Regions from separate parts of the Homo sapiens genome. Here region 1 is linked to region 2. Evidence: chromatin contacts called from ENCODE Hi-C or POLR2A ChIA-PET data. All regions are on one chromosome and are shown on one strand. Each heading gives the region's core, a stretch centred on a gene start or an enhancer-like site at or near the end of the contact. The rest is flanking DNA. Distances are from core to core; before and after follow the strand shown.

Region 1 (4,821 bases), core at 1,540-4,039, 64 kb after region 2:
GATGTTGTGCCACTAATTGGAAGTTAAAATGTTTTTAATCAGAAGCTTGATTTGGAAGAGTCAAAGAGGAAGCACCAGAACCCTAGCCTAGTTTTTTGAGGTGGTGGCAGTTAGATCAGGGCAGACAGATCGCTTATGCTTCCCAAGTCCTCGCAGAAGTTCCTGACCCTGAAATGACCACAATGCCAGGAAGATACTTTGTTTGCATAGATCTCAGGCCTTAAATATGACCATATGTGTGAATTTGAAACTTTTTCCACAAGATAAGTGTCTAATGGGAAGAACAACCTAAGAGGATATACAACAAGCCGTTGATGTTTACTGATGGCCTCCTCTGGGCGCTGGGATTTTGACAGAGGAATTTGCTGTCTTTTTACTTCATATGCTTAGAAAAGGAATATAGGAAAGTGGGGTTGTGGGTGGTTTTAAATTTCTTCCAATATTTCTGTAATGAAAATATATTACTTTTAAATCAGAAACAAAATAAATTGTCCTAACTAGGAAAAGGAGACTTCTGTTTCTGAGGAGTAGAGAGTAGCATAAATGAGTTCTTTAAGGCCATATGAAAGCGGTGGTTCTATAGTGTTGAGGAAAATCTGGCTTATTCTAGTCTCCCTGTTAAGTAAAGAGGTTTCAGATACAAAGGAAAAGACCAGCAACCCAATAGGAAAATGAGCCAAGGACATGAACAAACAGTTCACAGAAAAAAGAAAACCCAAATGTCCCTTAAATTCAATAAACAGCTTGATCTGCATCATAATAAGAGAAATGCACATTAAAGTATCTGTCGTCTATCAGACCGGCAAAAACCCCAGTTTGGTGACATATTCTGTTGGCAAGATGTGGGAAATGTATACTCTCCCGTTGGTGGGAGTATGATACGGTAAAATACTCTGTGGAGGGGAATCTGACAATACCTATCAAATTATTCTTTGAAGTAGCAGTCCCATTTCTTGGAATCCAGCCTACCCATACACCTGTGTGTGTACAAAATTATATATGAGCTTTTCATCACAACGTTGTTTTGGTGTTAAAAAATGGCAGCAACTCAGCTGTGAAGTGTTCCGGGAAGTCAGGGACCCCGAACGGAGGGACCTGCTGAGGCTCTGACAGAGGAACATAAATTGTGAAGATTTCATGAACCTTTATCACTTCCCCAGTCAATACTCTTGTGGTTTCCTATGCCTGTTTTTGCTTTGATCTCTTGGTCCCGTCATCTTCGTAAGCTGAGGATGTCTGTCGCCTCAGGACCCTGTGATGATTGTGTTACCTGCACAAATTGTTCATAGGGCATGTGTGTTTGAACAGTGTGAAATCTGGGCACCTTAAGAATAGGATAATAGCGATTTTTCAGGGAACAAAGGAAATAGCCTTAAAGTCTGGCTGCCTGTGGGCCGGGCAGAACAGAGCCATATTTCTCTTATTACCAAAAATGGGTAAGAGAAATATCACTGAATTCTTTCTCCAGTAAGGAATATTAATAATTAACAGCCCTGGGAAAAGAATGCATTCTGGGGAGGGGAGGGGGCCTCTGAAATGGCCGCTCTGGGGGTGTCTGCCTTATGCAGTTGCAGATAAGGGATGAAACACACCCTGGCCTCCTGCAACGCCCCCAGGCTTGCTAGGATTAGGAAATTCCAGCCTGGCAAATTCTAGTCAGACCAGTTCTCTGCTCTTGAACCCTGTTAAGATGTTTATCAATGACAATGTGAGCACAGTGGGACATAGAAGTTCATTAGTGATTCCAGTTTTGCCCTGACCTTGTGATCTCACCCTGACCTTCTGCCTTGTGATCTTTCGTCACCCTTGAAGCATGTGATCTCTGTGACCCACACCTTATTTGTACACTCCCTCCCCTTTGAAAATTGCTAATAAAAACTTGCTGGTTTTACGGCTCAGGGGGCATCACGGAACCTGCCGACATGTGATGTCTCCCCCGGACACCCAGCTTTAAAATTTCTCTCTTGTACTCTTTCCCTTTATTTCTAGACCGGCCAACACTTAGAGAAATAGAAAAGAACCTATGTGAAATATCGGGGGCTGGTTTCCCCTGATAGTGAAGGAGACAGGTTAGATACACTGGAGCTTCCACACAGGAGAGAGGGAAGGAGCTGGAGAAGAAGGTGAGTTGGAAGATTTGGGGGTTTTGTTTTTAAGTGAGAGAGCTTTGAATAGGTTTAATGCTGATGGTGGGGATCCAGTTAAGAGAAACACTGAAAATTAACTAGAGGGAAAGGTAACTGACAGTATAGAGTTCCTAAGAACCCAAGCAGTAAATTCTAGCCTAGCTGGGGGTGGAGTGTGAAGAAGTGAAGAACCTTTTTTATTTTTTTTTTAATGGGCTGGGTGTGAAGCTACATTTGTAGTTTTGTGGCAGGAAGTTCCCTTACTGTAACTTCTATATTTTCTGTGAAGCAGAAGACAAGAACTCTGTTCAAAGTTAGGGAGATGATAGATTGAGGGCTAGAAGAGTAAGGCAGGCTTGAAACAATCATTGTCACGAATGGGAGTTGACCAGAGATTAGTAACGTTGCTGGGCCATGTGTAGGGGCCCATTTGAAACCAGCGATTACAAATGTGCAGTGGTTCCAGGCCGTGCGGCTGTGTGAATCTACCTGATGACCCTCGGCTGCTTGGGTACTGCCATGGATAGCGCATGTGTTGGCTTTGTCCAGCTTTGGGCTTTTTCCCACATTGATTTTAAAAAGACAGGAGCCACAGATTTTGGAGTACTGCAAAATGACTTTCCAAATTGATGAACCATGGACTCCAAGCTGGATAGACACAGAAATGAAAAGAAGGGACTAATAGGGAATAAGACGTGTGATCCATGGCCCGATGGCCCTGATGGACGTGAAGATCCACTGTTGTGGGAGGAGTGGAACACTAACACTGAATGATGGAGGCTGTGGTCAGAAACAGGTAAGTGATGGAGGCTGTGGTCAGAAACAGGTCAATGATGGAGGCTGTGGTCAGAAACAGGTCAATGATGGAGGCTGTGGTCAGAAACAGGTCAGTGATGGAGGCTGTGGTCAGAAACAGGTCAGTGATGGAGGCTGTGGTCAGAAACAGGTCAGTGATGGAGGCTGTGGACAGAAACAGGTCAGTGATGGAGGCTGTGGTCAGAAACAGGTCAGTGATGGAGGCTGTGGTCAGAAACAGGTCAGTGATGGAGGCCGTGGTCAGAAACAGGTTGAATTGGAGGGGCACACATTTGGTCATGAAAATGGTGGGACTAAGAAGAATGAAGTGGCATGCAAGAGACCATTATAGAAATGATGTGGAACTCAGGGTGAGGATGTTGGGTGTGTGCTCTTCTGTATGGACATTGACTTTATGCTAAAATGAGATTCACTATGTGGGAACAGTAATAAAATAATGTGGCTGGGCGTGGTGGCTCACACCTGTAATCCCAACACTTTGGGAGGCTGAGGCGGGCGGATAGCAAGGTCAGAGTTTGAGACCAGCCTGGCCAACATGGTGAAACACATCTGTACTAAAAATACAAAAATTAGCCGGGCATGGTGGTGGGCACCTGTAATCACAGCTACTGGAGAGGCTGAGGCAGGAGAATTGCTTGAATCCGGGAAGTAGAGGTTGCAGTGAGCCAAGACCATGCCTTTGCACTCCAGCCTGGGCGACAGAGCGAGACTCTGTCTCAAAAAAAAAGATAAGGTGACATAACTTAGTTGTGTTTACAAACTTTTGATTTTATGGATTTGAAAAAAATCCATCATTCATTTTTGCCAGATTTTTTAAAGCTATCACCCATTATTCATAACAAGAAAGACATTTTAACTCCCACCTCCTCATTTCCCTCTCAACCCCAAAATAAGTAGGGACATAATCCCAGATTAAAGGATAATACTTCCAAGGAAAGGCTTGTCACACATGCACACACACACATTCCTCAGGATCTAACATTTTGCAAGTTGAAACCGCATTCGGGAAGCAATACTCTAATCCACTAAAATAAAATTTCACTTAACACTTGAAATAAACTTGAACTCAAAAAATTTCTCTCCTTGGTGAGACTCAGGCAGTGAGAAGCAGCTGTGACTAGAAATGGCACTGATCTGTCCGTTAGAAACTTTTTAATAAAACATGCTTGTTGTGCCCTTTATTATGTCATCATTATCAGTAAGATGTCAGAACTTTCCATAGATTAAATAAATACTCCAATTTAAGTCATTTCTTTTCAGATTTGTCTGAATTTCAGTTGATCCAGAGCAAGAAAAAGTAAGTGTTCACATGTGAAAGTCTGTGGGTCCATTGCATAGACAATTAAGAAATAATAGATAACAGATTCAAGTCAAATGCAGTACGCATGTGGGTGTGTGGCCTAGGATATTTGGATTCCAGCCTGTTAAGCCACTGATAAAGTGATCTTGGCCAAATTACAACTTCTGTTGTCTACATTTGAAGACTCAGGCCCTTTCAGCTCTAATATTGTATATAAAAGTAAAAGGCGGCCAGGCGCGGTGGCTCACGCCTGTAATCCCAGCACTTTGGGAGGCGGAGGCAGGCAGATCATGAGGTCAGGAGTTTGAGACCAGCCTGGCCAACATGGTGAAACCCCACCTCTACTAAAATACAAAAATTAGCCGGGCATGGTGGCGGGTGCCTGTTGTCCCAGCTACTCAGGAGGCTGAGGCAGGAGAATCACTTGAACCCGGGAGGCAGAGGTTGCAGTGAGCCAAGATTGTGCCATTGCATTCCAGCCTGGGCAATAGAGTGAGACTCCATCTCAAAAAAAAAAAAAAAAAAAAAGTATAAGGCACTTTGAGTGTGTAGAGACTATTCACAACTCTACTTTTTTTT
Region 2 (4,945 bases), core at 417-2,916:
ACATAAAAATAAACTAAGCAAACTTAAAAAGCAACAGAAAACCTAAACAATCCTATAATCACTAAAATTCTTAAAGATTTGATTAAATAGTTGAAAATGTTCCCACATTTTACAGAAAAGGAAATAAGATGGTTAACACTCCCCATGGCAGTAGGTGAGGTGTGGGATGGGGAGGTGGTAAGGGACCTGCACCCAGGAGCAAAAAAAGGCAGGTGACTTAGTCTAATCTTCCCTTAAACATTCTAGTAACAGGCCTCCCAATTAATGAGCTAATAATGCTGTGGCTCCCAAACTGTACAGGAAGGTGCCCCGGGCACTGCAGGATATTGAAATACTGCTAGAAAACACAGTGATACTTGACATTTCTTGAGCAATCTGAAAACTCCTTGCCTGCAGTTCACATGTGACTTCATTCCTTTCATTCATGCTCCATCTTTGTAGAGCTGGGCTTTGGGGTGTGGTTGTAATAGAAAGCACCATTAACATCAGGCCGGGCATGGTGGCTCGCGCCTGTAATCCCAGCACTTTGGGAGGCCGAGGTGGGTGGATCACAAGGTCAGGAGTTCGAGACCAGCCTGGCCAACATGGTGAAACCGCATCTCTAATAAAAATACAACAAAAATTAGCCAGGCGTGGCGGTGGGCACCTGTAATCCCAGCTACTCGGGGGGCTGAGGCAGGAGAATTGCTTGAAGCCAGGAGGCAGAGGTTGCAGTGAGCCGAGATTGCACCACTGCACTTCAGCCTGGGTGACAGAGCAAGACTCCATCTCAAAAAAAAAAAAAAAAAAAAAAAAGCACCATTAACATCAATGGAGAACAAGGTATGAGTTGGGGAGGGTGGGGTCTAATCTGATTCCAGGGTTTAAGAGTGCATACATAGGCCTGGTGAGGTGGTTCACACCTGTAATTCCAGCATTTTGGGAGGCTGAGGTGGGAGGATAGCTTGAAGGCTGGAGTTCAAGGCCAACCTGGGCAAGAGAGGGAGATCCCACCTACAAAAAATTTAAAAATTAACCAGCCATGGTGGCACACCTGTAGTCTAAACTACGTGAGAGGCTGAAGCAGGAAGATCGCTCAAGCCCAGGAGATCAAGGCTGCAGTGAGCTCCTGCACTCTGTCCTCAAGCCTGGGCCATCACACTGCACTCAAGCCTGGGCGACAGGGCGAGACCCTGTCTCAAAAAAATGAAAAAATGGAGAGTATACATCCCATTAATAAGTAATTGTATTTAAGAATGAAAAGTGGCTTTTTTTTTTAGTTTATGGATACTATTATTCAAACTGCTACTAAACTGTTCGGACATAAACACTTACCAAGTTGTTTGAAATTCATTACCAGAGCTCGGGTATTTCTGTCAGCCTCAGAGAAAATGTGAAGAAACAAAGACACCAGGGGAACCATGAACCAAGAAAATCGGGGAACGTCTGGACCAAACGCTAGGAGTTCAGTCCTTACCTACAGAATGCTCTTCGTAGGACGTTTCTGACTTTAGAACTGCATTTGGTAAAAAGTCTAGAATCAATGCATTATGAGGCATGCTTTCCGGAAATGTCACCCAGCTGTGCAACTTGAGTGTAAAATGCAGGTGATTCACAACCTCGGTGCTTCCTGCTGTGTGCATGGATTGCTCACGCCTGCCTCGGGTTTCCTCCTGAGTCAGAAAGAGCAGGAAGGGCCAGGGGAGCCGGGCCAGATGCCCCGGGCCTCACTCTGCCCCATTTGTGCCTTTTCATTCCTTGTATTCCTACATTATTAGTAAAGCTTGACACTGGGCAAGATTTCTGATCTGTGTGGATGTAATTTGATTATCCATCCTCAACTTCATTAGTAATCAGGGAAATTCCCAAGAAAACTACAATATTGTTTTACATCTGCCAGATGAGCAAAACCAATTTTTTAATCCTAACAATACTAAAGTGTTGGTGAGAATATGGAACAGTAGAAAAATCTCAAAACACTGCTGGCAGGACTATAAACTGGCACACCCATTTGGGAAAACAATTTATGATCTAGTAAAATTAATTATGTGCATATTCCACGACACAGCAAGTCCACTTTGAGAAACTCTAGCACATGTATACTAGGTGATATGTACAACACGGTTCCCACCTTCACGGTTTATAATAGCAACCCAAATGTCCACTGTGGGAAAACAGATAAACTGTGGCCTATTTATATTTATACACATGGCATGCTGCACAATAGTGACACAAATAAGCAACAGCTACATACTGCAACGTGGGTGAAAATCACAGATATGCTACCGCAAGGCAAGGGAGAGGATGCGATTCGAAAACAAGCAAAAGAAAACACTATATTGTTTATGGCCGGGCACGGTGGCTCATGCCTGTAATCCCAGCACTTTGGGAAGCCAAGGCAGGCAGATCACCTGAGGTCGGGAGTTCGAGACCAGCCAGACCAACATGCAGAAACCCCGTCTCTACTAAAAATACAAAAAATTAGCTGGGCATGGTGGCGCATGCCTGTAATCCCAGCTACTCGGGAGGCTGAGGCCGGAGAATTGCTTGAACCCGGGAGACAGAGGTTGCAGTGAGCCGAGATCGTGCGATTGCACCCCAGCCTGGGCGACAAGAGCAAAACTCTGTCTCAAAAAACAAAAGAAAAGAAAAAGAAAACAGTATATTGTTTAGAGATATGAACGTATATGGGAGAAATCATAAAAGCGAGGAAAAGATGAACACAAAATCGGGATACTGGCTACCATCTCTGAGGGCCAGGGAGAGAAGGAAATTGGGGTTGGGCCCACAGGTGCTTCTGAGGTTTGATCAGCTTCTGGTTGTTAAGGTGGGCGGCAGATACAACAGGTGGTCACTTTAGTCTTTAAAATGTGCGTATACAAGTGTGTTATCGGCTGGGTGCGGTGGCTCACACCTGTAATCCCAGCACTTTGGGAGGCCAAGGCGGGCAGATCACTTGAGGTCAGGAGTTTGAGACCAGCCCAGCCAACATAGTGAAACTCCGTCTCTACTAAAATTACAAAAATTAACCGGGCATGGTAGTACACACTTGTAATCCCAGCTACTTGAGAGGCTAAGGCAGGAGAATCACTTGAATCAAGGAAGCGGAGGTTGCAGTGAGCTGAGATCATGCCACTGCACTCCAGCCTGGGCAACGGAGTGAGATTCCATCTCAGAAAATAAAAAAAAGTGTGTTATCTATACTTTTGTATGTATGATATATTCCACGGTTAAAAAACAGAATAGATTATGGAGACATAATACAAGGTGTTATGATCACCATGTAATAATGATTTTTTGGTAAGTTAATACGCATAGAAAAAAGAACAGAAGAAACGTCAACTGATAGCTGCAGTTATGCCCTGGCTGTGGCACTGTATCTCCTTCGTGTTTTCTACGTTATAGCTTTGTGTATTGAGCATATAGTTTTTGCAAGCTTTTTTTAAACTGAATTAATCTAAGTATATCAAGTATGGCACTGAACCATGCTACCCAATGTGTTTCCAGCTTCCCAGCAAGAGCTTCCCGATCATTCCCCATGTCCAGCACACAGGCCGCATATGCTTGAGGATACGGGAGTTGCTTTGACATGAAATAAAAAACAGCAAAATTTCTCACCTCATAACTGATAACTACTGGGTATCTATTTATCTCTATTCTAATCACATCCTTTTATATTTTAAAGTTCTATTTCTGGCTTTACTTCATCCTTTACTTTCCCTCCTCTTCCCATGGGCGTTTTAAAGAAAATCTCTAAAACAGGGCCTGGCATATATAGCAAGCATTCAATAAATACTAGTTCCCTCAGTACCATGCTGTGTCTTGAACGAGTTAACACAATCCTAGCTCCAGCTCTTAACACTAACTGAGGAGATCCCTTCTTGCCCAAACCTGCGCACTTTCGACGTAGAGTCCATAAGGTGGCAAGGGCCAATGGCAACAGGAAGGACAGGCATGCTTCCCATCCTCACTGCTCCCTGCCCACAGCCTTCTCCCAGCCCTGCTCAACCCCACCTTTGTCCTCTCCACATATACTAAGGGGTTATCTTAGCAAAGAAAGTACACATAAAGCTGACATGCTAGAAGCAACGCAATAATCACAACATTTAAATTAAATATTATGTAATGCTAACCATATACAACAAATAGAAATTTAATACAACAGCTGAGTGCAGTGGCTCACACCTGTAATCCCAGGACTTTGGGAGGCTGAGGTGGGTGGATCACAAGGTCAGGAGTTCGAGACCAGCCTGGCCAACATGGTGAAACCTTGTCTCTACTAAAAATACAAAAATTAGCTGGGTGTAGTGGCAGGCGCCTGTAATCCCAGCTACTTAGGAGGCTGAGGCAGGAGAATTGCTAGAACCCAGGAGGCGGAGGTTGCACTGAGCCGCGATCGCGCCACTGTACTCCAGCCTGGGCGACAGAGCAAGATTTCGTCTTGGAAAAAAAAAAGAAATTTAATACAACTAAATTTATTTTTAAAACAAAATAGTTTTCATATTCGCAACTTTAAAAGTTATAAATATTTAAAATATAATATTGGTTAAATACACACAAATCATTAATATTACTTACATTATATTATTACTCTTATGGGCTCTTCCAATGTTTTCACACCACCGATATTTACAAATATCATAAACCAGTAATTCTTCTGGGAAAAAGTAGTTCCAACGCCGAATTCCTAAAATGCAAATAATGTTTCTAAAGCTACTATCACTCTATCATATAACAGTTAACAAAGGATGAGATTAACTTTACCTCCTTTAATGCCATCTTTATTCACCAAAGAAAGAACAAAATGATCAACTTCAGGATAGGGAGAACACTGAAAACCTTCAATGGTTTCTACTGCAACAGAGAGAATGGTTTATAAATTACAATAGCTGAAAGTTGAGAAGTTAAATTTTGATTAAATGTTGTTGAGCACAATTACGGGTTTTGCAATCTCTCAGCCTTCCCT

The links. A loop is a pair of places that touch in the nucleus more often than their neighbours do. ChIA-PET counts read pairs that join two places held with the same protein, here RNA polymerase II (POLR2A).
Region 1: a loop to region 2 is called in a map of endothelial cell of hepatic sinusoid, with 6 times the contacts of the local background. The contact joins the promoter of LINC02365 here to the enhancer-like site in region 2. A Hi-C loop is called at or near these places in 2 of 168 maps with a recorded cell type or tissue (endothelial cell of hepatic sinusoid and psoas muscle). POLR2A ChIA-PET finds 5 or more read pairs at or near these places in 5 of 52 experiments (H1, OCI-LY7, T-cell and 2 more).

The regions. Positions count from the first base shown.
Region 1 is chr4:184,622,840-184,627,660 of GRCh38, reverse strand. LINC02365 (long intergenic non-protein coding RNA 2365) reads left to right here and starts at 2,789. Exons shown (of 2, transcript NR_131967.1): 1 at 2,789-2,922. RefSeq lists an enhancer at 1,435-2,016.
Region 2 is chr4:184,685,297-184,690,241 of GRCh38, reverse strand. PRIMPOL (primase and DNA directed polymerase) reads right to left here. Exons shown (of 14, transcript NM_152683.4): 10 at 4,744-4,833; 11 at 4,558-4,666. Among named protein-coding and RNA genes, the nearest start is that of PRIMPOL, 38 kb to the right of the region's middle. RefSeq lists an enhancer at 869-2,068. Within about 2 kb of position 1,666, at least 5 of the 41 ENCODE cell types and tissues checked have a DNase peak (open chromatin) inside an H3K27ac peak, as active enhancers do.